Regions from separate parts of the Mus musculus genome. Here all the other regions are linked to region 1. Evidence: chromatin loops called from intact Hi-C (ENCODE). Cell type or tissue: heart. All regions are shown on one strand.

Region 1 (8,000 bases):
GACCTCGTCACTAAGCAAAGGTTCCTCTTCAAATATTTGCTTTCAGAGATTCTGTCAGTGTCAGCACTGCCCCAGCACCAGGAAAAGAGCAGCTTAAAAGATACAGCCTGGTACAAAGGGATATTAAGCATGTGCTTCTTATGGACATGTGTCTGTTCAGTTCTTTATGTTCCATGTCCTTCCAGCGTTCAAGATTGCTGCTTTGCTCAGCTGTACGTGGCACAGGAAATGCAACTGAGGACTACATTGGTGGCTCTATGGGCAAAGGGCTTGGGAACATGCACTGGGATCCACATAGAAAGCCAGGTTTGGGAGTGCACATCTGTAATCCCAGTGCATCTACATCGTTATAAGAGACAGACACAGGAAAATTCCCTGGGAGCTCACAGGCCAGGTAATCTGGACTAGACAGTGATAAAGAGACGCTGTCTCAAACAAGGAGGAAGACAAGGACTGGCCCTCAAGGTTGTCTCCAACCTCCACGTGAGCACCATGACACATGTGTATGTGCATGCAACACACATAAGTGTTTTTTAAAATGTTAAGAGTAGGGTTGGAAAGATGGCTTAGTGGATAAGAGCACTGACTGCTCTTCCAGAGGTCCTGAGTTCAATTCTCAGCAGCCACATGGTGGCTCGCAACCACCTATAATGAGATGCGGCATCCTCATCTGGTGTGTCTGAAGACAGTGCACTCAAACATATAAAATAAATAAAAATTTTAAAAAAGAACAGATTCCCACAAGTTTTCCTTATTAAAACAATGTTGAGTGCACAATTGGGACTAGGACTGGGGCTCAGTCAATGTAGCATGTACAAAGCCCCGAATTTTACCCCCAGTACTACATAAAACCAAATACAGCAGTACAGACAATTTTTACGTAGTCCCAGCACTTAGTAAGTGGTGGCACAAGCTACAGAAGTTCAAGGTTATCCTCAGCTACTTTAGGGTACATGAGATTCTGCCTCAAAACTAATTAAATCAGTAAATGAGAAAAAGAGAACGACTCCACAGTCTAATAGCAGATGGGTGCGTGTGTGCATGCACATCTGTGCAGTAGTACTCCAGGTCAAATCGGATAGGAGACTCTAGAGCTTTGAACCACATAATAGCAATGCCATATGATTGGCTGGATAGTCAGTCAGTGGGCACTGTTGATGGATAGAGGCAGAGAGGAGTCAGGTGCCACATATTTAGGGCAAAACAAAGGAATTTTCCATTACCTTTCTCTGGACATGTCTGCAGCAAAGTGTTTGCCCTTCAATGGCGACGGATCAATTGGGGCCTCTAGGGTAAATTATCAAGGCAAATTAGCCTCCTGGGGCTGCTGTAACAAATGACCACTGACTAATGATTTCTATGCAATGGAAGATTATTCTTTCCCAGTTCTAGGAACAAGGATTTTGAGATCAATATCTCTGGGACCAAATCACAGTGTGGCTTGGCCCATGTGTAACCAGGAAGCTCTAAGAGAACATCTGTGCCTTGGTTTTTTCCAGATTCTAGGGCCCTCTTTCATTAGCTTGCGGCTGCCTCGAAGTTCCGCTGCTGTACATCGCTGTCTCTGTTACCCATGTTCTCAAGCTCCCTCTTCTTCCTTTATATAAAAAAATGCATTTTATTTATTTGATTATTGGTTGGTTAGGTGGTCTTTTTGAGACCAGATTTCTCTGTGTAGCCCTGGCTGTCCGGGAACTCACTCTATAGACCAGGCTAGCTTTGAACTCAAAGATCTCCCTGCCGGTGTCTGGAGTCTGGGATTAGAGGTGTCTGCTACCACTGCTCAGTTTCTTCCTCCTTCTTATAAGGAGCAACACTAAGTATTTCAGGCCCTCCTAAATATTGCAGGAAAAAAATTGTCTTACGATCTTTAACTTCAGAGCTGGGGTTAGAGCTCATTTGGTAGAGTGCCTCCTAATGCATGCGAAGGCATGGCTTGGAGCCTCAGAATATACTGCATGTGTGTTTAGACATGTTTGTAATCCCAGCATTCAGAAAGTAGAGATAGGAGGATCGATAGTTCAGAGTTATCCTTGGCTACATGACATTCTGTCACAATGGGGGGTTTAATTTCATCACATCTGCAAAGACTCCCCCCCCCAATAAAGAAACATTCACAGAGTGATACCTTAGGATATCATGTTTTGATCTATTACACAAGACCAGCCCCTGCTTTGTTCCTGATGCCTATCGACAGAAGCAAACACTGACCTTTTGCTGTCAGGAAGAAAGATACAGTCGGTTAAAAGCCATATGTGTGGTTCTGTCTGCTCTCTGATCCCCCTTCTAGTTTCATGGGCTGCTGACTTCCTGCTTGCACAATGACTCTTTGAAGAAGCCCCAGACTGAGCTTCCTGTGAGTGGTGGCCACAGTGCATCAAATGAAAAAAAAAAAAAAAGCAGGCTTCTCACTGGGAAGGAGGTGGCAGATTGGGGGCCACATCCTTCTTTGTGCTGGGGGCTATGCTGTTCATTATAGGATATTTAGTGGCATCCTTGGTTTCCACTCAGTCAAACCTAGTATAATCGTTACCTCTCCACCCCAACTGTGGCAACTAAAATTGCCTCCAAACATCCTGTAGAGAGCTAATAATTCACTCATGAACCTCACTGCTTTACTGACTGATGAAGGCCCATTGTAGTTCCTAGGCGCTAGGCTGTTTTGTACTCCTCTTCTTGGGGTTTCTCCACGTATGCAAATAGAAAAGACTATATTTGGGGGTCTCTGATCTGGACACTTTGTTATCCATCCCATTAAGATGGCTTCTAAATTTGAATATCCTAAGTCTGGGAGAATCCTAAGTGAATGGCCTTGCTAGGGGTCCCAAGCTCCTATCGGAAAGACTCTTCCAGATCTGTTCTCTTGAAGTCATTAGGAACTCAACAGGCCTCAGATCTCACACAAAAGGACACCTGTCAGTTTTTTCCCTTGGATCCCCAAGAATTGGTGGAGGTTGGTATTTTTTTAGTTGGGTGCCCAGAAGGTAGAAAACTCAAGGAAATATCTCAGCAGAGTAGACACCTTTCCAATGACATTTTCCAGACATTAAAGAAAATGTCTTTCCTCCCATCAACTGCTCTCTTCATATAACTCATTAAGGGGAGGTTGGAACACATCCTCCTGCCTTGAGTTTTCATCTGCAAAATAGAAGAATAGAGTCTCTTTTCTGGGATTGTGGTGGGAATGAAGTTAGGCAATATAGGATAAACAGTAGTCATTTAAAACTCTAGTGAAGTTCGTCACGTCTGTGGATTCCCTACAAGATTCAATCATCTTCCTCAGGCAACACTTCAAACACAGGCGTGGTGCCTCAGCCCTGTCATCCCAGCCCTGGAGAGGCTGAGTTAGGAGGATAGTCTAGAATCCCCATGCCATCCTGTGCTCCATAGTAAATTCTAAGCTAGTCCAAGCTACAGAATGAAGACCCTGTCTCAAAATGTACAAAGAAGGGTGAGCCTGATGCATTTATTTCCTTGACATCCTGAAAAGTGATCTATAAATCTGATAACACATGTAAAATGCAATAATGAATGCAGCATTATGTATTCTTCAACACCCACAAGTTTCATAGATCTGCTTCTGGTTAGAATGATATAGGAAGGACTAACTTTTGTTTTCTATATTTTTTTTCACTTAAATAGTGTGAAGTCAGGGGCTACAATTGAAGTCTGTTTTTGTTTTCTTAAGCAAATTTTGTACACTGGCTCCCTTCGTTTGAAAGCCACAAGATATGTTCCCAAGCAGCTCCATATGCATAAAGATAAGGCTCCTTTGTAAAAAGGAGGCATTAAAAACCCTTCCGGAAGTCCTGCTTTTCAAGCACTCATACCATAAGTGTAGTTGAATGAAGCAACAATATAGCCAAATATAGACAGTACAAGCCACGAAACCTCTCTCATGATTGGCTCCCACCTTTGCCTCAAAAGAAGAACATTGTGGTTCAAATGCTGCAGTCCCAGGAAGTCTTGAAATCAACTGAAGGGCTTTTCAAATTCATTCTTCATTATTTCAACTGGACCCCAGCCCAGTGTCATTGGTGGCTGGAGTGGCCTGAGTCTCAGGTCTAGGGCTGACATTTTCAACCCTTATTTGACCGGACATAATTAGAGGAGAAGCCATACTCCAGTGTAGCTGACATTTGAGCCTCTGGAGCTTTCAATCCCAGGCACGGATTGGATTTCTGTTTCTTTCTTGCGGAGCTGCCAATTTGTACTGTTGTAAACTGAGCAGCCGGCAACCTCTGAAAAGCCAGCTCCAGCTTGACTGGTTTTCAAAGGCCCATTGAAAGCTCGGAGCTTGTAAAAGGATGTGTTCGATGAAGCTTCAGTTGGCCCCTCTAGGCCTGAGCTGATAAGATGATTTGCAGCTTCAGTTTCCGCCAAGTGTTCTAAAACACCGGTGTTTGTTTCAGGCCCATGTAATCGTTTGCTATCTGTCCCACAGCCATTCTTTCCCCTGTGAACACATCATAAGTCCTTCACACAACCAGTGCACAAGCTCAGTAAGGATGAAGGCTATTAACCCCAGGTTTAGTTCATGAGCAACCCAAAGCCTCATTAGATTGCTGTCAGTGAGAGATCTGTGCACCTAAGCCAAAGCTGTACTTCCCTTTCAACCATTTGTGCATGCCTTTCACGGCCTGGCTTCCAGGGTTTGAATAAACAGGAATTGAGCCCCAACTATCCCTGGGGAAGTGGCTAGCTATTATTATCACCAGTGGAAACACAAACAATAGTTAACACGCTACAAAAAACAGAGCCTGGTTGGCTTCACCTTACGGACCACATGACCTCCAAGTTCAGCTAACACGTTTTTCTTTCTTTCTTCCTTCCTTTCTTCCTTCCTTCCTTTCTTTCTTTCTTTCTTTCTTTCTTTCTTTCTTTCTTTCTTTCTTTCTTTCTTTCTTTCTTTCTCTCTCTCTCTCTCTCTCTCTCTCTCTCTCTCTCTCTCTCTCTTTCTCTCTTTCTCTTTTTCACAGTAACGAAGTACAAGCATGCATGCACCTTCTCACAGAAACTTTACTGGTCCACCTCGTCACAGACTCTGACTTCAATATGTGTGGGTTGGAAGAGCGTAGAGAAATTTTGGACAACGTGCTTTTTCAAACTTCCTTTGAATGACTTCTGGACTGATGTCACTATAAAAATCAGTGGCTCTGCCAAAGGGCTCATTTCTCTCCAGAAAGTACTCTCCATCCATCTCTGACAAGTTTTCCGCTTAGATCTAAAATCCCAGGTATGGAGCGTCTCACCATCATTTAAGAGCACTGCATGGCCACTATCAGCCCTAAATTCCAATGATCCTTTACTAACAAAAATAAAGCGAACTTAATATGGCCACAAATTAGTGTAGCCGATTTTGTTGATCTATCAGACAACACATTAACTTTGAATATTTTCATTCAAAGATGTAGGCTTGGCTGATATTAAGAAATATAGTAAAAAAAAAACCTGCAGTCAGAGATATTCATTAGAGAAAAGTGGTCTGCCTCTTAAATATCCTTCAAAAACAATTTAAACACGTGGATGGCATGCTCATACAGTAAGCATAATTGTTAATAGTCATGTTCCAGAAGAATGAGAATATATGAGTAAAATTTCTCACAACATGAAAAGAAACAGAATGATCTGGGTTTGTCTGGGTTTGTCGAAAAAGAAATGTGTGTGTAAGAAAACATGTAGACAAAGAGACCAAAACCATGTCCCAGCACTTGGGAGGCAGAGGCAGGCGGATCAGAAATTGAAAGTCACCCTCAGCTACATATCACGTTTGAGGTCAGCCTTGTGCACATGGGACTCTGTTTCAAATATAAAAGAGAAAAACTACGTCAGAATAGCAACAACAGTTTCTCATTAGCTGAGGGCAAAGCTTATAAAGATTTAATGCCCCTCCCCAGCTATTGAGCTTTTCTATATTGTCCAAATCCCCTATGTGTAAGTGGTTTTACAATGAAAAAGCCCACTTCGGAAAGTAATACCCCACAGGAGCTTGCTGTTCCTTAATGAATTAATAATATGAAAAGGACAGCATACTAACAGCCCAGAAGACAAGATGGAGATGAGACTATCAGTCTTGCATCCATTTGAACTTTAGTCACTCTTGCTTCAAAAAGAACTTTCATGATTACATATTGCATGCACCCTGCCAAAAGCCACGGCTTTCACATTCAGACTAGGGAATAAACAGCTCCCCCAGGCAGACTGTGATGGAGGCGGCTGCTCTTGCATTCTAATTGAGGGACTATGCGCCCCAATGATTCGATTCTCCTGACAGATTAAGAGAATGAAGAAATCACCAGCTGCCAGAGCACAGAGAAGGAAGGGACCGAGCGAGGGCGGCTGCTGTCTGGCTGAGGCATCCTTCTGTTTTCTTGAGTTAACATAGGGGAAGAGAAAGCCTCCAGCCATTGCACGCAACTTAGAGTGCATGCAAGCAAACGGTGCAGTATTCAAGGGAGGGAGGGGCCTTGTAGGCCCAAAGAAAATGCCTATTTTGGGACGTGTGGTTGTGACCACAGTGTTCTACCTTCAGTAAACTGCTCATATTGTGATTAGAACTTTGACACCAACGGCAACTGGGTGACTAGATGCTAATCCTTTTTTTTTCTTTTTTTAAGAGGTTTGAATGTTTTGAGACATGGCCTCAAATGCGTTTTGTAGATGAGGATGACCTTCAAGCTGGATCCTCCTGTCTCCACCTCCAAGTATGAAGATTACAGCCCTGTACCACCACCAAGCGTCTCCACTATTTGTTCTGAATAGACAGTAGATGAAGCAGGAGCGGGTGAAAGGCTTCTGACCTCATATCCCAACTATCCATGCCAATCTTACCTTTCTGTTGGTCATCTATCTTCCCCTATCTTAGACAATCCATCCTCGTAAGTCCTTCTGTCAAACTGCTTTGCTTTAGTCCACAGAGGTGTCCTGATTTCTCCCAAAGGCTTAGGTGGAGGAGCTAAGCCAGATCTACAGTCTCCCCTCTGTCATCTTGTATCTGCATACTAGTGGAGGTATCTAAAGTATTCATAAATACACTTCCTTTCCTAGCTTGAAAATAGCAGAGACAAAGAAAATTACATGGTACTTTGCCATCTTTATTCTGGTCCACTTGAAACAGGAAGTTCCTAGGGCTTTCTCACAAGCAATTGATAAATAGTACTGTTTTCAGTATAACGTTCAGGTAGACGTGCATTCGGAAACATTCACACAAGATGCACAAGAACATTACCAAGACTCTAGTACTCATCACATGGAACCCCTTAGCATATAAACAAAAGTCATCTGTTTTCTTGTTCATAGTCCCTTTACATGTAACATCCAAAGGTACCACCCAGAGGATGGCAAGCTGGGTCCAGCTGAGGAAAAGCCCGGTGTAGAGCCTTTTCTCAATTGCTCTTAAAGAATCTCTCAGGTGGAGCCATTTTCCCTTGAGCAGGCATCCTCATGGCTCACTTAGGGAAGGGAAGGACATTTTACACTCTCATAGCTGAGAGCAATCTCTTTTGGGAAATGAAGCCCTTTTAGCTGTCTTCTGTTATTTATCTGCTCTCAGTCCCAATCAATGTTATTTAGCACTGTTGAACAAGCATTAAGGGAGAATTTGAGAGGGCTCTAACTTCTAAGATGCTCAGATGCTTACACACCAAGCTTTCAGATCCTAGCAGTCTTGGGTGAAGCATTTCCCTCCAAGACAGATGATGCTCATATTTTAGGATGCACTCGTATGAGCTTTGCAAGCAGGCTACACGTCCATTATGAGCCATTAATGTGGACTGTAATCACATTGTAGGACTTCAGGACGATGCATATTGTGTAAGAGAAGGGGCAGCCTGTGTAAAGGTTTTTATATTACCCCACTGAAGGTTTTTGTTATCTTTCAAAACTTCAGACAAAGAGTAGGCAGAGGAAACAGACCTAGCCCACAAGATCTTAAACGAAAGAGGACTTCTCTTATTCTCCTTCCACTTTCTGATTTCTCACTCTCAAGGGTATTAAGTTTA
Region 2 (8,000 bases), 54 kb before region 1:
CTCCCATGATCACCGTACCACATACTGTCTGAGACTGTTAACCTTGACCTCCTCTTTGTACGTTCCCTGTGCAACTTGTTAGTGATGCTCTGTGACAATGTATGAGACCTGTTGCTCACACAAAGCCCAACAAGGGCTCAGATAGACAAGGCATGGCATCTTGCCCATCTGTCTGCCTTAGGAAAGAGTGGAGACAGTCATTTGACATTTGTGTAGAGATCACTGTGTAATAGGTATGGTGTCAGACCTGAGCAACTTGCCAGTTTAATTTTTAAAGTGTGTGTGTGTGTGTGTGTGTGTGTGTGTGTGTGTTCGCACATCTTATTTTTTTTTTTTGAGGTGTGTCTCTCACTGAGCCTGCAGTCCTGATTGGCTGCTAAGTAAACCTGTGAGATCAGCTGTCTTGGCTTCTCCCATGACTTTTTAAACGAGTGCTGAGTAGCTGTGAATTATGCTCATGCTGGCTCTTTACTCTTGAATTTAACTCTGCAGGTCTTTATTTTCTTTTTGAGAGAGGGTCACATGTAACCCAGGCTGGTCTGGAACGCACTATGTGGCTCAGTTGGTAGAGCACTTGCCTAGCATCCAAGAAGCCCTGGGATTGATTTCTGCACCACCCAAAACTAGGCATGCTAGTTGGTACAAGCAAGCAAATCCATCACTTGGAAAGTCGAGGAGGAAGATCAGAAGTTCGGGGAGAGTTAATTTTACAAATAGCTTTGAGCTCCATTTTGAGGGAGAAAGATGACTGCAGTCCTTGAGTGGAGTCAGAAACTGCACCATCTGTCAGGCACCATCATCCACAACAGCCTGATACCTGACTTATTCCTGGGAATAGAAAGGGGGCCACTCTCTCAGATCAACATGGTGAATTGAGACTGGAGGGGTATATGGGTGTGTGGAAATCATATCAAAGAAACAAGGCACAAGAATTTATCAAATACTCTAGACCAATAAAATGGTCTAATTCCTCCATATGACAAGGTATACTTGACTTCACTAACTAACCATCTACCTGTTTGCTTGTTTAGATCTATATTCAAAGCTGCCATTTTCTGCCCTCAGACTTCAGTCCAGTCTTTCACCAAGAAGCTGAACTCTGCACTTTCACTCTCAAACCCTAACTTCAGCAACTCCAGCAGCAGCCCTTTCTGGTTGGTCTCCTTAGTTATCTTAAAGGTAAAGGCTCTCAGCGCAGTTACACAAACCTTTGGTACACTGCTGCTGCCTCTTTAACACGTATTCATTGTGTAAATCATATATATGCAGGTAGATGTGTGATGTATGGTATGAGAATCAATAATAGTATAATCTAACGTAAAATTTAAACAAAAAGTCCTGCATTCATTCGCCTTGGCCTGGTTTTCCAGTTAGGTGAGATTATATGACAAATTGCTGACATTGAAACCATTACACCTTGTGATTTTATTGCTTTCCAATAAATTCTGACATGTGGAGAGACACACATTTTGCTCATCTTAGTTAACTTCAATTGTCAACTTGATACAGCCAGGGTCGTACAGCCAGGAGATTTTCAACTGAGCAGTTGCCTAGATTAGCGTGGTGTGTAGGCTTCTCTTCAGGGGATTGTCTTGATCATTAACTGCTATAGAAAGGGCCAGCCCACTGTGGTCAGCGCCATCCCTGGGTCAGTGGTCCTGAGCTGTATAAAAATGTGAACTAAGCCTGATCATGCAAGGAAACCAGTAATCAGTGCTTCACCATGGTTTCAGCATCAAGTTTCTGCTTACATGCTTGCCCTAATTCACCTCAATGATGGACTGTGACCAGGAAATACAAGTAAATTAAATGCTTTCACATACACCCCCTTCCCCACCCCAGTTGCTTTTGGTCAAGATATTTGTCACAATAACAGGCTGAAACTAGAACAATGCTTATCAATGTTTGTGCATAGGGCTATCACAAAGAAACAATGGTTATAATCAAGAAAGACTTCAGCCAACAGGAAAGGGGAGAGGGGTGGGGGTGGGGTAGGGAAAGGCTGGGCATGGTGATGTATACCTGTAATTTCAGCATTCAGAAGGCAGATGGAAGAGGATCTCTTCATGGACTCCAGAATTTCGCGTCAATCTGGTTTACATAGTGAGTTCCAGGCTAGCTAGGGCTGCGTGGTGAGATCTTGTCTCAGGAACACCGCGCCCCCCCCCCCCCCCACACACACACACTCCAAGATCTCTCAAACACTGGACCACCAACCGGACAGCATACACCAGCTGATATGATCCCCAACACATATACAGCAGAGGACTGCCAGGTCTGGGTTCAGAGAAGATGGACCTAACCTTCAAGAGACTGGAGGCCCCAGGGAGTTTAGAGGTCTGGTTGGGTGGGAGGTGGCAGGTGGGGACATCCTTGTGGAGACAGGGGGTTTGGGAAGAGGTACGAGATGTGGAACAGTTCAAAGGATGGGCAGGAGGGGGGGATAAAATCTGAAGTGAAATAAAGAAAGAAAGAAAGAAAGAAAGAAAGAAAGAAAGAAAGAAAGAAGGAGAAGGAGAAGAAGGAGGAGAAGGAGAAGGAGAAGGAGAAGGAGAAGGAGAAGGAGAAGGAGAAGGAGAAGGAGAAGGAGAAGGAGAAGGAGAAGGAGAAGGAGATTGGTCTTGTTAGCACATCCCAGCAATCCAATCTCTCAAAAGGTGAAGGCAGGAGGATCAAGAATTCTAGTCATTCTTGGTTGTACAGCAAGTTTGAAGCCAGCTTCAGATACATGAGACCTGTTTCAATAATTATGAGAACACACACATGCACACACACTGGAGGAGTAGAACTGTAATGTAAACATATAGGAAACTAAGGTAGGGGTGGTAGAGGAAGAGGGAGATATGGATATGGGAGGAGGATAAGCTCAATATATAATATATACTTGCATGAAAATGGCTGAAATGACTATAACTGATATGGTTAGCACAGCTTAAAATTAATTTCATGTGCAAAAAAAAAATCACTTAACTAACTACATGCTTGAAATGGGTGAATTTCGTGGTATGTGAACAACATTTCAATAAATATTTTTCTAACAAAGAGTTGTAAATTTTGGATGGATGTCATTGATTGCACACAAATCAGGCTCAATAAAGCCAATGTACAAAACAAACAAACGAACAAACGAACGAACACCAAAACCACATAAGGGTCCAGTGGTTTGGAGGAGGGACTCCTCTTCTGACAGGAAAGAGAGAAGAGTACAGACACAGATGGCCACAGTCCTATCAGCTATTGAGGAACTGTGCTGTGAGAAGAGAGTGACTAGCCACCCTTGATCCAGATGTTTTTTTCCCTTTTTATAAGCATTAGCATCCCAGCCAGTCATACACTCACTCCCACATCCATGAGCTCACTGACATATCTTCATGCAGCATGTGTGCTCACTAGGCAGAATATGTACCGGGACACACTTTCCCCATCTGTGGCTAAACTCAGTCAGCCTTCAGCCTGTTGGTATTTCTGTCACACAGAACCCAGGTTGCCTTGGCAGACAACTGGCTGAATGTGTGTGTTTTTTTCCTCCTCCCTTTAATCATGGGTAGCTGCATAAACAATAGGAGGGTAGGAATAAAGGCTGAGTCAGAGGGCTTGGGGCTGGGAGGCAGGCTTGAATGATAGAGATCTCTAAGTACCTCCATGGTTATCAGCTCCTTATTTAACCGCTTACCAGAGGCTATTAGACAGTATTTTGCAACAACAAGACAGAACCATAGCAACCAGACTACAAAGAGAAGCCCAGACTTCTGGAAAGGGCTTGGAGTCTCTGAAGAGATGTTAGCATTTTGCAGCTTCCAACTTCTTGTGGTTTTTGTTTCTTTTCAGTAGCCACTGGAGATGCACCATGTTTCCTATTATGCACCCTAAAGTGAGGATTTTCTGCAGCTAAAAATGGGGGGCCCTCAGATTGGAATCCTTTAGCTGAAAGAGGGTTTAAATAGAATTTTTTCACTCACACATTCTTGGGATTGTATGTAGCTCAACAGGCAGAGTATAGGGCCATTGTGAGCAAACACTAGGTTCTAGTCCAAGCGCTTTATAAACAGGGCGAGGCATTGTTTGCCAGTAATTCCAGCACTCAGGAGATGAAGGCAGGAAGATCACAAATTCAAGGCCAGTTTCCATGATATAGCAAGTTCTGTGGCCAGCCGTGCTACAGGAAAACCTTGCTCCAAACAAACAGAAACCGAAACAAAGCTCAAAACAGAACAAAATCTTACTTAAGAATATACTTCTATTCTTACTGGGTAAGGACTGATTTTTTTAAAAAATATTAATGATACTCTCTTCATCTTTCTTAGTTGTCCCTCTAGCTTCAGCTCAGCTTGGTCTCCTCATGTCCACAAGGCCTCCTCCACTATTTACCTGTTTGCTCGGATTGATAGCTGAACCTGAACCCATTATTTCCTGATCCCAGACTCTAGTACAACCTTGAGGGCTTGGACAGGGTGGGGGGGGGTAGGGGGGAGGGAACAGGAAGTTGTTATTAAGTAGAGGAGCCAAAGCCTTGCTCCTGTCTACTTAAACGAAAATACTTTGTTCAAGTCCAGTTGAGGTTACATGGTGAGTTTCAGACCAGCCTGGATTACAAGGTCAGACCCTGCCTCAAAAACAGCACCAAGAACAAAGTGGATGGCCCTCCAAAAGAGTTGAAAGCAGTACTTGTACAGGAATGTTCACAGTTGCAGTGTTCATAATAGGCAAATGGAGGAAGCCTAATGTCCATCAGGACATTCGTACCTAAGCAAAATATGGCACAGCCACACAATGAAAGATTACTGGGTCATAAAAAGCACTGCAACACCAACAAATATTTGAGGTGATGTTTTTCTTTTGTCATTACACATCACACGTGTTTATCAGAATATCACACTGTATCCCAAACATGTACACACTTATCATGTGTCAATTAAAAGCAAAGTACCTGGGGGAGAGATAGTTCAGCTAGAAAACTGCTTGCTTTGCAAGCATGATGACCCAACCAATCTCCAGAACCTATATTAAATAATGAAGAGAAAAAGCCAAGTACAGTGGCATATACTCGTCCAGTGCTGTGTCCCTGAGGCTCATGGGCAGCCAGCCTAGCCTACTTTGGAAGTTCTAGGTTAGTGAAAGACAGTCTCTAACAAAAAGATGCATGGCCCCCAAGGAACTACATTTGAGGTTGTTCTTTGCCTGCTACCACATACATGGGTACATGTGAGTGAACATGTTGACGCACCTCTGTAACTCCAGCACTTAGGAGGTAGAGGTAGGGTGATCAAATATTTAAATTTAAGGTCATTCTTGGATTGAGAGAGGAAGGGGAAGAGACAGAGAGATAGGAAGACACACACAGAAAAAGAGACAGAGATGGAGACAGAGAAGAAAAGAGAAATGTGAGTAAGAACAGGTACAGGTAAGGACAGGAGCAGGAGTGGTAAGTAGGGTCAGTTGGAAAATGATTTCCCCTCCAGCCTCCAGCCCGATGAGGACAAGGATTGACTGCAGAGTGCTTTGTTGCAGGAGCCACTCCTTGAGCCACTCTGAATCCCAAGGAAAAGTTAACAAGTAAGAAAAGGTAGAATTTGGTTAGGAACCTAAAGGCATGATAAAGAACATAGTAAGTATTTACAGGAGTTTAGGAATAGCTTAGTTGCGGAGGCGTCACACATGATACATTATAAAGAAGATGTGAATTTACTCAGAAGTCAGAGGTTTTAGCCCCTGATTAAGTGACTATATGACTGTAAACTTGGTCAGGCCATGTAAGTTTCCCGGTCTTGGTTTGCTCATCTAAGTACATCCCAGAGGGATATGGCATCCCAAATGTTTGTGGAACATTTAATACATAACAATTGATTCCCTTCGGGCAAAAAGAAGGTAACTTTGAGATGAGCCTAGTGTTTCTTAGACTGGTCTCCCCTGAGACTTGTTACTAAACCCTTCGGTTTAACTGTAGATGTTCCCGTACTTCTAGACCAGGACCTATTCTTTCTTTTGCAGTGATAAAGATCATGGCCAAAAGCAAGTCAGGCAGGAAATGCTTTATTTGGCTGACAGTTTTACATCACAGTGCCTGTCAAGGTTAAGTCAGTGCCGGAGCTCCAGGCAGGGACCTGGACATGGGAATGAGAGCAGAGAGCAGAGAGCAGAGAGCAGAGAGCAGAGAGCAGAGAGCAGAGAGCAGAGAGCAGAGAGCAGAGAGCAGAGAGCAGAGAGCAGAGAGCAGAGAGCAGAGAGAGCAGAGAGCAGAGAGCAGAGAGGAGTGCTGCTTACTAGCCTGCTCTCTCCATGATTTGCCCACCCTGCCTGCATTCTCATAACACCCAGAACCACTTGCCCAGGGGTGGCACCTCTCACACCAGCCGCTAATCAAGAAAATACACTGCAGTCTGGCCTCCACACAAGTCTGATGAAGGCATTTTTCTCAATCGAGGTTCCCTCTTCTCAAATGACTAGATTGTATCAAGTTGATAAAAAGCTAACCAGCCCGGGGACAGAGGTTGTGTCCTCGCGGCTGTGTCCTCAATGAGTCAGATTGGGAGAGGAGGACATTAGAATAAGCAAGCAGGAAGCAGCTGTGATATAAACCAACAGGTCATGATGACAGTCACAGGAACCATGACACGACTCCTCTCGGACAATGCCTATTACTTACAGCCCTGATTTAATACTAAAGGGAGCGAAAGGGGACGATCCAGGAGGACGGCAAAGGCAATTTCTTCATAGCCATGCTTTTGAAGGGACTGAGCCTCTCTGGGAACCCCATAGAGAATTCCAGATAGTGTAAATACTCATCTGCTAGAATGTATTTTACTCTTTTCCCCCCTAGAATTAAGTCTAACTAATAAGAACATTTCAAATTAAAATATCATAGCATCCATTCATATGGACTGGAGTTCAGTCATGAAATCCATCCCAGGATGCCTTGTCATGGAGCACCCGAATACCTACATGATAGAGCAGAGGGCAGGACTATTTTGTTCCTATTTTTGTACTATTTATTATTTCCTAGCCCAGCAGGATACAGCACAAGGGCAGTGCTCTGTCGCTGATCTCATTTAGGGTAAATCCTGCCAATTATTCTGATATGTGACTTACTTTAGATTATTTGCTCAAACAAATATCAAGCTTTCATTCAGGTTTTCGAGACAGGAATGTCATCACACAGCCCTGACTGGCCTGATATGCACTATGCTTTCATAGCCTATCAACTTGTGGTGATCCTCCTGCCTCAGCCTCCCAAAGTGCTTGAATTATATATGTGCATTCCTGTGCCTGGTGGTAATGCACATTTTCCATATTTTCCTAAGAGTTTACCTACCTTGGGATAACACCTCCCTGTATCCAACCTTGTGAAGAACTAAATCTCCTTTGATGTTTTCTACACTACTGCTCCTTGGGGAATTCTTCCTGGCAGCTGACACTGGCTTATAAAACCTCAATCAAGAAGAATGCACATTCGTTGAGGTCTAACTGTTAAATGTTCCTTCTCCTCCTAGCAGCACTTGGCAAGATGTTGACTACTGAATGAATTCATAATTGTTTTGTTATTATAAATATATCTGAGATTTATGTTAATACTACAGAAAATATTATAGGCATTGTATAAGAAATGTAAGTTTTAGAAGGAAGGTGTGTATGTTCTAGCTCTCACTTGGGAATCTGGGTGACTCCAGGCTAGTAAGTTAAGCTCTTTCATCCTGGATTTTTTATTTTACTTTTTTGGGTTTTGTTTGTTTGTTTTTGAGAGTCTTAAGTATTGCTTGTCACAAATTTGTTATTTTGTGAAAGATGGCTTTGAACTCTTGATCTTCCTGCAGATACCTACTTCATGAGTAGGGTTGCAGGCCTGTGCCATGGTTGATGTCATGCTGAGGATAGAGCCCAGGGCGTTGAGCAAGCAAGGTAAACATTCTGCCTGCTAAATCCTCACACTACCGACCCTGTGCTAGTTGTTTAGAACAGGTTCTCAGTACATAGCTGTGGCAGGCTGGAACTGACTGTATAGATCA
Region 3 (8,000 bases), 71 kb before region 1:
GACCCAGTGGCTTGATCCTGCAGTAGTGCCTCAAGCAGACCTCTAGAAGGTTTATCATTTCATTCCATGGAGACTCTTTTGTAACTCTATCAGTTTCCCATTTTCTGCTGCAGTCTTATTAAGCTTCTGTAGCCCATCTGTAATATATATATACATATTCATATATATAAATGAATGATATTCCCTGTGCATTTATTGTTATTCAACAATAAATGGAAATAAGTTGAAAGATACAAATATGCTTGCTAAGTTTCTGTTAGAGAGAGCTCATGACATTTTGTTTGTCTTTTTTTTTTCTGTCTCAGAAAGCTTTATTTTTACTTGGTCCAAGACTTGAGAGAGGCTGCAGAGAGAGCGGTTACCAAGCTCTGCCTAGTGGCTTGAGAGGTTCATTCAGATGGCAGTCCTGAGGCAGGCTGGTGAAGAGAAGAGGGAGCCCCTTGGAAGGCAGAGACCTCCTAGCCGTGCTTGAGAGTGAGGCACTCAAAGAGATACTCTCCCATAGATGCCTGGGGCATGCTAGTCTGTGCTTGCGGTGTCCCTGCCACTCTACGGAGGTTGGTCAGGTGGTTGCCCATCTTCTTGATGAACTTCACCTCCTTATCCAGGAAGTGGATTTCCAAGAAGTCAGAGGATGAGGGTCTGTGCGGGCAGAACCCAGGCCATGCAGATCCAAGAGGGCCTGGTTCAGGTTCTTCTCTAGGGCCAGGGCAGCTTCCATGGCCTCCTGGGGTTTACCCCATTCATCTTGAGATGGCTTCTGCACATCCTGGAAGAGTGCACGATCCCCGAGATCGTTCTGCAACTTGAGACACACGGTGCCCTTGGCCTTTTCCTTGGCCAATTCGCTGAAGAAGTGGCCTACACCCTCCAATCAAAAAAGAAGCCCAGAGAGAGGTAGGTGTAGGAGGCCGGCAGGTGCAAGTTGACCAGGGGGTTCACCGCAGCTTTCACTTTGGTGGAATAGTTCCGACGAATGTGAGAGGTCATGGCTGATCCGGAGTGTGGGACTCACTGCAAAGACAGTGCTGGCTGGTCCTAGGAGCTGAAGGCATTGGGCGAGGAGATGGTCCTGGAGGCTGCGACTGGAGAGACTTGTAAGGCGGCTGGAAGCTAATAAAGTGGGAGTCTCTGGATCTGTTCTGTCCAAACACTTTTGAAGCAAGATACAGATCCACGCACGGGACCTCCAAGGCGCTGCTCTCTGTTTGTCTTTTTTATGGCATTCTTTTTCTCTTGTATTTGTTTCACTTTTTAAAACAAAATGGGTGCATGTTCACAAAAACATGGCTGCCTAAAAATACCAAACCAGAACACCAATTGACATGCTTAGATGCAAGGGGAACTTCACCAGGCCTTACCTTTAAACAAAGAACTAAATACAGCTAGAGAATGAGAAGTAGAGAAATAGTCTTCCCCAGGGAGGAGGCCTCTAATTGGCTATCCAAGCCCAAATGGTCAGTCTGGAAATCTTGTACATGGAAGCAACACTGAGCAGGCATGGGAGGAGTTGGACGAAGAAAGTGGAATAAGGAGATTATATTTTAATTAAAACTGGGTGTCAATGCTTAAAGCTTACTTCTAAGTTAGCGTAGAAAAGATTCGCTTCTCCATGATAATAATAAACAGTTAAGTTCTCTAAGATTTACCATTGCTAACATAGACTGAAAAGTGTAACTGGTCTTTTGCTACTTTGTGGGTTCTTCTTTCTTCCACCCTTCTCCACCCCTTTTCTTCCACAAGGTGTCTCATGTAGCCAAAATTGGCCTCAGACTCCCTAAGGATGACCTTGAACTTCTGATCTTACTGTTTCTTTCTTTCTTTTTTTAAAGGCATTTTTATTAGATATTTTCTTCATTTACACTTCAAATGCTATCCCCAAACCCCCCTATATCCTCCCCGAACCCTGCTCTCCAGCCCACCCACTCCTGATTCCTGGCCCTGCCATTCCTCTGTGCATATGATCTTCACAAGACCAAGGGCCTCTCCTCCCAATGATGGCCAACTAGGCCATCTTCTGCTACATATGCAACTAGAGACACAGTTCTGTGGGGTCCTGGTTAGTTCATATTGTTGATCCTCCTATAGGGTTGCAGAGCCCTTTAGCTCCTTGGGTACTTTCTCTAGCTCCTTCATTAGGGGCCCTGTGTTCCATCCAATAGATGACTGTGAGCATCCACTTCTGTATTTGTCAGGCATTGGCATAGCTTTGCAAGTGGAATTACAGATGTGCACCACCGTGTCTGGCTCATGCAGTGTTGGGGCTCAAACCTGGGGTTTTGTGCATACTAGGCAAGCACTTTACCTACCAAGCTACATCCCAAGCCCTTGTGTTATACGACTTATTTCAGACAAATACTAAGTTTTTCCAAATAAATACTGATATAACCTAGAACTTAAATTAACAGTAAATTTTAGTTAAATATTATAGACTGAACACTCCCAATTATCTCTGATCTACCCTCAAACCTACTAAAAAGATAAAAGATGAAGGCAAAAATATTAGGATCAGGAGAAATAAAACTAGTCAGCACGAAATACCATGATAGGTTTTATTTGTTCCTGTTTATTTCTTTTCTGCTTGAACTTCCTGTGCCTGGGTAATCACTTTGTCCTCTGAGCTTTGTGCTCCTTTGGCCAGTGCATAAGACATGTCTTAGGAGACGTGTCAACATACATCCGTGATTTGATCCTTTACAATGCTTGTGACCTTCCTCAGAATGAAAGTGCCCTAATAACGTCTTTTCTTATGCCAGAATGCCAGAATACAAAGATATATCAAGACAAAACCACAGAAGCCTAGCAGAACCACACTCATGTAACTTAAGCCCAAAATGAATGCTGTTGGGCTTGGGATGTAGCTCAATTGGTAGAGTGCTTGCCTAGCATGCATAAGGCCACGAGTTAAATCTTTGGTACCACATGAACCCGGTATTGTGATGAACACATGCAATCTCAGCTCTGCAGGAGGAGGGACAAATTCAAGGCCTACCTAGATGCCACAGTGAGCTATCCTGGGCAACTTAATGAGACCATATTTCAAATAGAATTTAAAAAGAGGGAGCTGGGGAACATAACTCAGCGAATTCTCCCCTTTAAGACTCAGACATGTCCCCAGATGGTGACTATTTGGGAAGCATTAGGAGAGACGGCCTTGATGCCAGAAGTAAGTCATTATGGGTAGGGCTTTAAGTTTCAAAAGACTCATGCCATTTGGTGTCTATTCTGCTTCCTGATGGGGGTTCTAGATATGAGTTCTCAGCTACCACTCCAGCTGCCTGACACCTGCTGCCTTTCCCTCTGCCACCCTGTACTCTAACCCTCTGGAACTCTGTGCATTGGTGTTTTGTCACAGCAGTCAAAAAGTAAATAAGGGGCTGGAGAGGTGGCTCAGCAGTTAAAAGCACTGGCAGTCCTTGCAGAGGAACTGGGTTTGATTCCCAGCCAGCTCACAGGGATGGGCAACTATCGTTCTAGGGAATTCATTGTCCTCTTCTGGCCTCTGTGAGGACTGCATGTACACGGTGAAGACACACATGCAGCTAAAATACCCAAACACATAAAGATAAATGGTAAAACACAATTTTTAAAAGATAAAGAGAAAACTAGTAAGACAGTGTTCTAAGGGTCCTTGGTCTTCATGCATGGTTCCTTAGACCCTTAAAGCAAGTGCTGCCGACGGGCACAGTGGAGGCTCCAGGATTTCTATGGTCCAATTTCAGGATTCACATGGTCTCACTGCTGCCATCTCCTATTGCTCGAAATGCTTGCACACCACTTACACTAAAGAGGAGGGGGTACAGACATACCATTGCTGTAAAGTATGTTAAAGAATTTGTAGCTGTGCTTTTAAAACATGATTATGAAAGGAGCTACCACACGAAATGAGAGAGAAGAAATCCAGGGATGAGAGTCATATATATGTAATTCTTAGAAGAATAATATTCAGCTTTAATTTTATGATGATTAAAATAGAAAACAAAACTGTTCTTTCCCCTAAAGCCATAAACAGCAGGATCTCTTTCTGTTTGATGCCTGAATCTAGTAGCCTAATGTGTAAACCGAAAGTGTTTTTATTTACTCTGGAATGTCTCCTCCTCTTTCCTTTTGATACAATTCTAATCTCTTGTGGGTGAATAATTGCAGTTCACGTCAGAATAGAGAAGCAAATCTTTCCTAAACCAACTCTCATGACTTTGTTTGGAAGCATGTTTTTAGGCATTCACATAAAAACCACAAAAATGTGTGTGTGTGTGTGTGTGTGTGTGTGTGTGTGTGTGTGTGTGTGTGTGTGTGTTGGGTTTCCTTTCATTATCGGCTGCTGAGAAAGTGGGATAGGTGGAGACTGGAATGCAAACACTGGAAAGTCTCCACAGTCAACTGAAAGGTTGGGAACAAGAGGCAGGCAGAAGCTAAGCACATTTGCAGAGGGCAGACTTCCCCAGCAAGCAGGAAGTAGAAAAGTTCACAAGTTCAGTGAAGAGGACATTCAGAACCAACCTCTTGGGGACACATTATCGCCTCCATTGGACACATATTCTTCTTAATGTATAGCAGCTGCCTTCACAGAGCTCTGGGGGAGTTTCTAACCCTAGTGGAAGGCAGAATTCACAGAGATTGTACCTGCTCTGTGTTTTAGAACTGGAAGGAAAATGGTCTTTCCTGAGTGTTCCCAATGGGGGCAAGGAGTTTGCCTCACTGAGGTTCTCTCTTCACATTGATTTCTCAGTAGGGTCAGTGGCCATTGATGTTTTGTCGCTTGTCCTAAGTAAATGTGAAGTCTGTCATTACAGGGGGCCTCACAGAAGGAAGGTGTTAAGCTGCAGACTTAGGATGAAATCCCAGCCAACAGCTGCAACCAACACTGTAATTTTAGACTGAAGTCCAAGTTCAAGAGATTACCCAGAAACAAAGGAGACTGCTATTCTTCTAGGGACAGAGTAGCCAGCAGCTCCCCCCTCCCGCACCCTCCCCCCAGGATGTTAAAGTTCAACCTTTTCTTGGGAGAGCCATTTTGCTTAAATCTCAAAAGTGGATTTTAAAAAAATTATTACTTTTCATTTATTTACTATGTGTATGCAGGTATGTGCAGTAGGGGCAGATGGGCCGGTAGGGGCAGATGGGCCGGTTAGTTCCCTCCTTTCTACTCTGTGGGTCCGGAGGATAAGATTTAGTTCCTAAGGCCTGTTGGCAAGTATCAGTCTGTTGTGGCAACAAAATATCCAACAAAGCAAGTTAAGGAAGGGTTGAGTTTGACTTCGAGTGTGGGCTATGGTCATCACAGTCAGAAAGGTACTGTGGCAGGAGCAGGAGGCAACTGGGCAGGTTGTGTCCACAATCAGGAAGCTAATGAATGCTGGTGTTCAGCTCCCTTCTTTTAGCTCAGGTTACTCCAGCCCTTAGGATGATGTGGCCCCAAGTTAGGGTGGGTCTTCCCCCTGTCAATTTACCTAGAAAAGCGCACAGACATGTTCAGGGTCTTGTTTCCATGGCAAGTCTGAGTTACATCAAATTAACAATCAAGACTAACCACTACAATTTCCTTCTTAGAGTTATTACTTAAATCCGTAAGATTTAAGAGGTATTTGTTTCTATTTTCTGACATATGTGCTGTTCGGAGACAGGGAATTTTTAACGCTGAAAATAGCAAAGCACTTAATTACAAAGCTTTATCTTCGGTCTTCTGGGCATTTTCATCTCCAAGGGCTATGCATTCCATAGGATATCACATCTAAATCAAGCTCCATTCCCAGACCCACCAATCATCCCAAGCCGCCCTGCTCTTGTTTCTAACCTGTGTGCAAAAGGGGCCTTAGCATCTTACTCTGATGTCTTCCTTAGAAATTTGGAAACAGGGCTGGCTAAATGATATGTGTGTGTGTGTGTGTGTGTGTGTGTGTGTGTGTGTGTGTGTGTGTGTGTAAAGGCACCTAGCATCAAGTCTAATGGCCTGAGTTCAAGCCCTGGGAGAACCAACCCAACCAATTCTCTGACCTCCGCACATGCATGATGGGGTGCACAGACTCACCCAGATTCACATACACACAAGTGAATAAATAGAAACCTTGAGTTAATGTCAGAGACCTTCCTCTTCCCCTTCTCATGGGACTAAGCAACCAGCTGGCATTATTACCTATATTAGCTACCCTTTCTCCATGATCTTCCTTTAGAACCTAGCCTCTATCTCTTACATGTCTGCAATTACCAACTTTCTGATAGACCAGCTCCAAAAATTCTGTGACTGAGGTCTATTCCCCTATGACATTGATTTTATGATTTATCATTGAAGTCATATGCTCTAAGTGCCTAGCCTAGGATTAACACAGTACCTTCTGAATCAGGTTTTGAGTATTTCAATAATAGCACAATAAAGTAATTTAGAGGCCTGTCTATTGGGCCTGAATCCCAGGTCTTGCCCTTGATGCTTGCTGAATGTTGGTGCTACCAATCATATGACCTGTTTGTTCAATAGTTTTCTCATCTGGAGAAACAAGAAGGAAAGGGCTGATGGTAAAGATTAAATAAGATGATAAGTAGAAAATATCTAGAACTGAATCGCCAAGAAATAAACATTTGAAAAGTGCTAGATGGCTTTTATAATCTCATAGGCACTCATATTTATTAATTCACTACTGAGCCAATCCTCTACAGTTGGAGTACCTTCTGTGAGGGATATGTGAAATTGGTGCAGCTTCCAAGAACATGGTGCCTAAGTCAGAAAACTCTGCCCTTAAATAGAATCGGGCAACACTTTCATTCTTATTTGAATAAAATCAGACTTCTGCTATTCATTAACTAACTATGGATTGCCTCTATAATATAGCAGTCCAGGTGCCAAATATTATTCAACTTTCATTTCACAGTAACAGCAAGTACTTAGCAGATAGAAGAGATAAGAACACAGATATGAAGGGTCAAAATATCTAATCCAGCTCTGAAACCAAACAAAATAAACCAAAATATTATAAGCAATAGAAGGTAAACAAAAAGTATGCTTCAGACTTCTGAAGCATTACTAAAGTGCTAATTAAATGTTTAAGGCCTTTAAATGAATTATCCAGAACAAATAAGATAGCAGATATCTCCCTTTCTCCAGCAGCACCATACCTTCCTGCCATCTGAGTCTTAAAACGACCTTGGTCCCATTATCATGAAACCTTCACTCTCTTCTTTTCATGCCTTTACAAATGATGCTCAGTATAGCATATCATTTTTGGAACTAAGATACCTATCATGTATTTTGGCTTTAAGAGTACTAGACAGAAATTTAGTGAATAAAATGATAGATGGAATGATCTTTGTTTCAATACTTGTGAAACAGGGTCATATGTAGCTGCTTTTGAACTCCTTAGTCTCCTGCCTTTATCTTCAAAGTTCTGGGACTGCAGGAGTGTGCAAACAGGCTGGACTGTACAATCTTGCTAACAAAATGATTAATACATTACATGGTGGCAGGTGTTGCTTTGGCCCAATGACACAATGCTATCAACCTCAGCTATGTTGTAAGAAAATAGTTCTCTTAAGATTTCTGTGGAGGCATCTGAAAGACTAGATAATTTTTAATTGGTAAGAAAAGAAGTAATGATAGTTAACATCTTGATGGCTGTGTGTATACTCTATTATATATACCTTTTTTTTTCTTGGGCTGAGTGGGGAATGGCATAACGTTTGGAGTATGTATCAAAGTGTCTTGAATTCTATTCTTAGTTTTGTCTTAAAATGAATGTGCTGTGATGAGCACATTAAAAGCACCTTGGAGTCAACTTCCCAATGAAAAAATGGGAATAGAATTGATGCTTTGGACTGGATGCTTGCTACAGTCATTCTAAATCAGGAATTATATATTACTGTGATGCTTTAGCCCCCATATGGTATGTGGACCAGTATCAGGGTCTTACTTACATTGACTACTGGTCAGTAGTGAATTTGTCAAGAGTAAACAGCTAGAAGAAACCTGAGAACACAGTAATGGGCTGGAGGGGAGGTTGAGAGACAGGGTG
Region 4 (8,000 bases), 63 kb after region 1:
ATTTTTAATGATGAGTTCCATTCCTAGGAATAACTCTTATAGGATGCCTCACAGAAGCATATTTTATAGAAATACATTCACTGTATCATGATAAATATTTCATCATCCAAAATACTCTTCAGATATATCATCTTAATAGAGACTTCATATCCTATTTTTTTAGTTTCTGATTAATGTTCTTTATTTGGGTATGGTTCATTCCAAACTTTCTGTTACTATGATTGGATACCATGAGAATTCTTGTGAGGAACCCTTGTGCAAAATAGCTTACACAAAGAAAGAAAAATGATGACTTGTTTATCTTCTAGCAGAGAACACACAACATTAGCAGAGAAGAGACATGGCACAATTAGTGAGTTAATTAGAATTCTACTGCTCACCATGTGGTATCTTCAGATAGCAGGGAAAGTAGCCCCTGGGCATTCAAAGCCACTCCTAATGAAAAAGGGAACCATCCAAGGATTGGTTGAGAGTCACTCTAGCTGTTTATCTGTCAGAAGCTGATTCTGTAGTAATTTTTGGAGAAGGGAAAAGGGGTTCTGCTTGCGGTATTTGTCACTCACATCCCAACATGAAGGCTTTAGTGAAGTGAATGAAACAGAAGACAGTATGTCATAGTAAGCCTCTATTTTATGAGACTTAAGCCACTCATTGAGAGAGAAGGATGAAGGATACTAGAAGACACTGGAAATAATCAACATGAATTTTTAGATACATAGACCAGTTAAATGAAAACTTATGAAGTAGATATTCATGCATTGGATGGGTTTGCTCTTGTCTCTTTATGTTTTAAATTTCTCTTCTTCTTCTTCTTCTTCCTCCTCTTCCTCCTCTTCCTCCTCCTCCTCCTTCTTCTTCTCTCAGTGTGGCCCAGAGCTCATGCAGCCCAGGTTACATGCCACTCTATAGCTTAGGGTGCCCTCAAACTCTCAATCTTCTTGCCTCCACCTCTTAAATTCTGGGATTATAGGTGTCTAGCACCATACCTAGCATGCTCGTGCATGTGTTCACGTGTGTGTGTGTGTGTGTGTGTGTGTGTGTGTGTGTGTGTGTGTGATACCAAAATCTATCTCGGTATCAGCTTAGAGGAAAACTAGACAGACTAGTAGAAACAGCTTTTAAACACACAGTAATTCTTTATTTCAGTCATAAAAATAAGAATTTAAACATGATTCGTTTAGCAGAAAGTGTTATGCTGTGCGGGTGGCTCTAAGATAGTGAGTTTCTCCTTCCTTTTCTCTATTTGTTTGGTTGTCATGGGAGTCGGTGTTTATGGGGAAATTCTGAATATATTTCCTACAAGAAGCTGTCTCTATTTCTTAGACCAATGTTCTTCTGAATTAAAAATAGCTAGGATTTACTGAATGGGAATTATATTCAATCCTGAAGATGTTGGAGACTGAAGAATTGTTTCAGGCATCAGAAGGAATATTTTAATTCTATTCAAATAGGGCTTATAATTTCGGAATCTACCTGAAACCTTATAATTTTGGAAAGCATGCAAAGAATGATTTCCTGACACACCCAGTGAGTCTCAGGAGAAATGAAAGTATGTGTGAAAATTGTCATCCCTGGCCAGAGACATACCAGAGTGTCAGGTTTTTTGAGAAAACTAAGCATGCTTTCTGAGTCTAGGCAATGGCAAAGCAAGCAGACCCAAGCCCCTGCAAGAAGGAAGAAAGGCGTATGCATAGCATGTTGGAAATGGAAGGGGCATGCCATCTGGTCCAACCTCCTCTCTGAAGTTATGGGAAGAACCATTACTTCTTTCCTGATGCAGAAATTAGGACCTGACTCAGTGGATAGAATGGTGGAAGATAGGTATTTCTAGAAGGCCTGGCCATGTTTTTTTGTTTTTTTCTGAGAATGTGAAGAACTACAGAATACTATTTCACCATTGCTGGGACTGTGATGAAGACACAACACTACGAATGATCAAACAAGAGGACTGTTGAATTGTACCGTGAGATCACATCTGAGATTAAGCCCCCTGGGTTTAATCTAGACTGTAGAAGACCAAGATGATATGCAACTAAGTGAGGCAATAAGGTGGACTTCCCTTCAAGAAATGGATTTCCTAAGCCTTCGACACGAACTTCATTCAGAAGCAATAAAGACCCAAGTAGACTTGCCACCACATAGCCACTGGCTGGGCCTTGCAAGTCATCTCAACAGGAGAGGATGTTTGCCTTCTTTATCCTTTCCACCTTTAATGCTCAAAGTTGAGCAATTTGGACTCTCCTTACTTCCCTGCAAAAGGAGTTTGGTAGCTGAACATACTGGCACACCATGAAGGAAGAAATACTGTGTGACTTACTGACCTCCAAAGTGTGCTGCAGACTCTGCAACCCACCAAACCTGAGATGAAAGGGAACAAAACAGGTCTGTTCTCTTTTTGCCTTTTTGTACTTCCCTGTACACTGTGTCCCATCAAGAAAAAAAAATCAAAGTAGGCCTGTGCTTTCACTTCCAATGTGTTCAGTGGGCTGGATACTAAGGACACAGCATTGAGATAGAACAGAAGCGTGGGAGACGAGTCCAACCAGGAGTTCTCACAGTGATTGGCCATACTTGAGATTGTTGTGATAGCCACAGTGCATACACCCTTATAGGCTGACTATTGAATCCATGCAAAAGTCTGAATATATTATCAGTAGAGACAGCCTTGCAATTTAAACTTCAGAGATATTCTTGAGATATTAATAAGATTTTTTATGACTGAAATAAAGAATGAGCTTGTGTTAAAAACCTGTTCCTACTAGTCTTTCTAGTTTTCTTCTACACTATTACAGAGATTTTGGTAACACACACACACCCACACATACTGTAATCCCTACCCCAGAATACTTAGGATCTGATAGAAAGAAATGTAACCAAACATCCAAAAGTAAGTGATGGCTGGACAAAGAGTACAGAAGCAGCAAGAACACAGACATTTGCAGCAAGAAAATGGTACCCTAATATTTGACATGATACAATGGTTATTGACCACTGTAGTTATATGATACAAGGGCATGAAAATCTGGGAGTTGAACTATGTTTTCTGTTGTTGCTGTTGTTGTTGTTGTTTTCTTTCTCTTTTGAGAAAGGGTCTCCTGTAGTCTTATCTGGCCTTGATCTTGCAGTATCTCTAAAGATGATCTTGAACTCCTGATCTTTCTGTCTCCCCCACCAGAGTGCTATGATTAGAGATGTGTGTGTGTGTGTGTGCCACCATCTGAGACTCAAGTCTCCACTTTCCAAGTTCAAAGTTGAGTATGTTGGTTAAGCTTTGCTGTGTTTCTGGAGTAGATTTTAAATGAAAATTAAACACAATTGTAGGGAAGGATATAAAAATTCCTGAAGACCAAAGATACTGGCAAAGTAGTCTCTGAAAGGAATCTCATAAAGACGGATGCAGATAAAACTTGGTGGAGACAGAAGGGCCTTGAATGTCAGGTACAAATGATACCGTCATACTTGTGGTTGAGAGGGGTTCCTGGGTTTCTGAGCTTTGCCTTCCATTCTCAGCTGCTTATTTGAGTTCTTACTCCTCTACCATGAATTGGCATGCATTCTATTTAATCAAACATTAATGAAACATTTTATGTCGCCAGGTGCAATTTGCAAGGTTCATTTATTGCCTCCCTTAATTCTTCAAAGAACAATACAAATTATTACTGCTTGCTCCATTTATAACAAGGAAGCAGAAACACAAAGCTATTAATTAACACATTGAAGGTCATACAGTCCAGGACAGGCCAGTGTGAACTTGAACATGGAGCTTGGTAAGAGAGCCTGGCTTGAAAGAATTGGTATCAGCTCAGGACCCCAAGGCCAAGTTCTCAGTACAAAAGAGACTTTTTTTTTTGCTTCAGAGGCACAGAGGAAGGGGATTAGGGACAAAGATAAGAGATAGGGAAAAGGGGATAAGGGACAGGAACAAGGGAGAAGGGCCACCGATAAATTGTAGGGTGACAGACCAAAGGACTGCCTTTGGATAGAGAACAGACAGACCTGGTCCATAGGCAAATGACAGTTTATAAAGCTAAAAGGGGAACCTCCAAGTTAGGATGAGGTGTTTGATTCTAATTGGACATTCTAATTAGGTGAGCCAAAGGGAGCTTTTCATTGCTGGACTTTAATACTTTGGTAGCTGGACCTTGGTAGTCAGCCTCAGGAGGAGGAAGTGGCCAAATAAGGGAATAGGCCTTAGTGGCTAGCTTTGGGAATGTAATCTACTGGTTTTGAGCTTTTTTTTTTATCAAGGCAGAGAGATTGAGGGAGAAGGGTAATGTCTGCCAGAGCCATGTTTGCCATGCTCAGACTGGCTAGAGTCCCTTCACCACGTCTGTTCATTAACCTGAAGGAGTCTTTTGCTGTCAAAGTCTGCATTTTTTTTTTGGAACATTGCTCCAAAGAAGTAGCCTAAAAGTGACTTCTAGTGTACATGTCAGGCCGGCCTCCCACCATCCATTCTCAAAAGGGCACAAGTGGGTTATCAAACCTCCCATCAAACTGAAAACATTCCTTCTCAATTTCCTGGCTGACCTCCTGTGGAAATCTGTCTCAAAACACTTTTCATGGCATTTGTGGCAAAGTTCTTTGACGAGAAAGACATGAACCTCATTCATTTTGGGAAGGGGATACCTTTGGCTTTTCTAGTTGTGGAGCCACCACTAATACAAGTTTGGAGAATTCTAATAGCCAAGGGGAGGTCTAGGATGACTGCTTCACCCTTTGTGCTGTTTTAATCTCCACAAAGGCAAAAAACCTGCATGCAAATAAAGGATGGTGCTCACAGTCAACAATTTTACACTTAAAGATGCCCTTGCAATTAAAAGAGCATGCTTTATCATTGGCTGCAAGAGTTCACGTCCCACACAGACTGCACTACTCAGACAATGTCATTAGCTGTGCAATATGGAGGAATCAAGAGCGGTTTCCTCATTACTGCAGTCCCCTTCCCCCACTGAGCTGTTATGAAACAGCCTTGAACTTCACAACAGGAAGCACAATCCAGGGCTGGTAAATAAAGCCTTCCTTCCCTTTAGTAGGTCTCAGAACTTCCTTCTCCTAGGTTCCAAATCCTTTTACAGATGTTTACTTAAGAATTGGGATTTTTCATTCCTTTTCTTAATGCCATTTGCTTCAAGTTTCATATTCCAAAAATGCTACAACATCCCTGTTATTGTCAGGAAAACCTCAGCATCCCGGGAAATAAGGCCCTTTCCTTCTCTTCTAAATATTTTCAATTGGGCTCTATCAACACCATTTTGCAGTTGGGTTGGAATTTCCCTTTTCATTTAGCCCTGGTGCAACCTGCCTGACACAGAAGCGGCTAGCCTAGTGTTTTGTATATAAATCTCCACAAATATAATGGAAAGTGTAAATTGAGCTCTGTAAACAGCTGCCTGAGATGGGCACACACAAACCAGGCAAAACAAATCAGAGAAACAGGACTCCTCCGTCTATGATTATGCATATCTAAGAAGAGGACCCAAGAGGACTCCTGAAAAGCTGTGGTTTAGAAAGATTTCATCTTATATCCAAGAGCATATCATTGTTTCAGAATTTTCATAAGCAATTGTATTCATTTTTCTATTTCTGCACTAATCACCACATACCAATTGGCTTAAAGCAACTCAGTTTTGTCTTGCTTGTTTCATTTGTTTCAGGAAAGAGAGGGAGAGACAGAGACAGAGAGACAAAGACAGAGAGAGACAAAGAGAGAGACACAGAGAGAGAGAGAGACACACAGAGAGAGAGACAAAGAGAGAGAGAGAGAGGGAAGGAGGGAGAGGGAGAGGGAGAGGGAGAGGGAGAGGGAGAGGGAGAGGGAGAGGGAGAGAGAGAGAGAGAGAGAGAGAGAGAGAGAGAGAGAGAGAGTGTGTTCTGGCTTGTGCTAGGGTGGATGTGTCCGAGGACAGCTTTCAGAGGTACATTCTCTCCTTCCACTAACAGCACTAGGGATCCAGCTCATGCTACCAGGCTTGTTCAACAAACATTTTTTTTTTTAACTACTGATCCATCTTGATGGCTCGTAACATACACTGTCTATCTTGTAATTCTGTAAATCAGAAGCCAGGCAAGAATCTGAGTGGGCTAAAAGCAAACTATCCTAAAGAGTGTATTCCTTCTACAGGCTCATGGTGAGTATCCCCTGCCTTGCTGCATCCAGTTTCAACCTTCGAGTCTTCCACAGCCAGCAAGGTGAGGGTAATCCTTTCTAGTGCTACCAGACTTGTGCATCTCCTTTCCATAGTCACATCTTCTGGATCCACTTTCAAGGACTCTTTCAATGTCATTGGACTCATGCAAATCCCCTTGGATAGCTGTCTTATTCTGAGACTATCTACGTAACACACTGCATTCATCCGTAACTTAAGTTCCAAGGGTTCATCTGAGATGGCTAATCTTCAGTGTCTACTTGATTTGGACACACCTAGAAAACATACCTCTGGGCATCTGTGCGAGGGCATTTTCAGATTTAACTGGAGACAATAACAAGTCTGAATGTTGGCAGCACCATCCCATGGGCTATGGGCCTAGACTGAATAAAAAGGAGAAAGTGAGCTGAACACTAGCATTCATCCATCTTGCTGATTCTTGACCCAATGTGACTAGCTGCCACGTATCTCTGCCACAGCGTCTTCCCTTCCACAAGAGACTGTCTCTCCTAACATGTGAGCCAAAGGAAACTCTTTAGAATTTTTTTAATCACAGCAATGTGAAAAATAACTAATGTAGCATCTAACATCATCAAGGTCATAGGTTCTGGAGTTTTGCACGTGGATATGTCCTAAATCCTGAAGCCAGGGTTCTGTCTACCGCAAGGCAACATTCCATATTTTTTTCCAGTAATGTGAGGTGTGTTCTATTCTTTACTCCCATACTGTAAGAAATTCAAATGCAAAAAAAGCACTCACTTGTGCTACACAAAGCAATAAGAACCATGGTTACTCTTCATCAACTATTGCTGTGACAGGCAATTTATTTTGAATCATTTGCTTTTTAAAGTTGTGCTTCTGTGGGGCAGAAGATAATATTGCCTTCTACAGATGAAAGAAGTTAGAGGCTCAGAAGGCTTGAGGTCCACTCAGCTACTGAATTCAGATTGGCTTCTCCTCAGCCATGAACTATAGAGCGCCTCCCATACCTCTTTACCTCTAAAGTTCAGCCATGGAGACAAGCCTCCCAGAATCTCATTACCTTCTCTTTTCTCATCTAGTGAGCTCTTTAACTGGAATCTGGATTCATTTTAAGCCTTTCTACTGAAGTGCATATTTGAATGTGGAAAGCAGAACTGAAGAACATTCTTGATGAACACTACCTAGAATCCTACAGATCAACATTGGCATTTTTCTCCCATTGACAGTCATCTGCTCTTGGTATACATTGTTTTCAAGGATGCCTTTCTTCCTAGTGTATCCCATGTTCTTTTACTGAGACTGCACTGTGCCTGAGTAGAAGTCAAACTGCCCAACTTCCCCCACAGCTTCTTGCTCAAAACCAGAAAAGAAATAATAAGCAACAAATGAAATTATTTTCTACCTGAGGTCTGCCATAGTACATGGGTTGGTTTGGTTCTTGGTTTTGGAGGTCTTTGTTGTAAAATTGGGTAGTTCTGCTCTCTGCCACAAAGGAAAAGAAATATTGTTTAGGTTCCATCCTAATGATCTCAAATTGAACCCCACAATAATCCCCCAACTAAACTACTAATTGTGTGAACTTTTCCTGGGGACATATACAAACCCCAGCCATGACATAAAGAACCAAGGAACAATTTCAGCCAAGGTTAACTTCGTGAACTGATATGTTTAGTATGGGCACAGGTGAGAGATTACAGATTATTTTCAGGTAAATGTGCAATTTAAAAGGACTTGAGAAGCTATACCACTCAAGAAAATTTCTTTTTTCTCCAGGCAACTTTAACTTCTATATATCTTCAGGGAGTGTGGGGGGGGGACGACTTAGGAGTCCCCTCTTCTCCACAGAAAATCTGTCTAAGTCATCACTTA

What was found. Peaks named below come from ENCODE experiments on the same cell type or tissue, not always from the same donor. Only the 100,000 strongest peaks of a DNase experiment are listed, where the experiment ranks them.
Region 2: a loop joins it to region 1, with 11 times the contacts of the local background. A loop is called at or near these places in 2 of 42 quality-filtered maps.
Region 3: it touches region 1 in a loop (2.3-fold over the local background); 2 of 42 quality-filtered maps call a loop at or near these places.
Region 4: it touches region 1 in a loop (2.0-fold over the local background); 3 of 42 quality-filtered maps call a loop at or near these places.

The regions. Positions count from the first base shown.
Region 1 is chrX:167,099,803-167,107,802 of GRCm38, forward strand. Gm15232 (predicted gene 15232) reads right to left here and starts at 2,304. Exons shown (of 4, transcript NR_168066.1): 1 at 2,212-2,304; 2 at 1,224-1,597. In heart, no CTCF peak of the experiment used is centred here; DNase peaks (open chromatin) are centred at 2,319, 4,559 and 6,309; H3K27ac peaks cover 762 bases.
Region 2 is chrX:167,046,161-167,054,160 of GRCm38, forward strand. No RefSeq gene overlaps it. Among named protein-coding and RNA genes, the nearest start is that of Gm8817, 20 kb to the right of the region's middle. In heart, no CTCF peak of the experiment used is centred here; a DNase peak (open chromatin) is centred at 4,041.
Region 3 is chrX:167,028,447-167,036,446 of GRCm38, forward strand. It overlaps the pseudogene Gm8814. Among named protein-coding and RNA genes, the nearest start is that of Gm8817, 38 kb to the right of the region's middle. In heart, a CTCF peak has its summit at 3,515 (motif pointing left); a DNase peak (open chromatin) is centred at 4,415.
Region 4 is chrX:167,162,524-167,170,523 of GRCm38, forward strand. Gm39549 (a long non-coding RNA gene) reads right to left here and starts at 7,565. Exons shown (of 3, transcript XR_878311.1): 1 at 7,534-7,565; 2 at 6,438-6,532. In heart, no CTCF peak of the experiment used is centred here; a DNase peak (open chromatin) is centred at 4,958; H3K27me3 peaks cover 415 bases.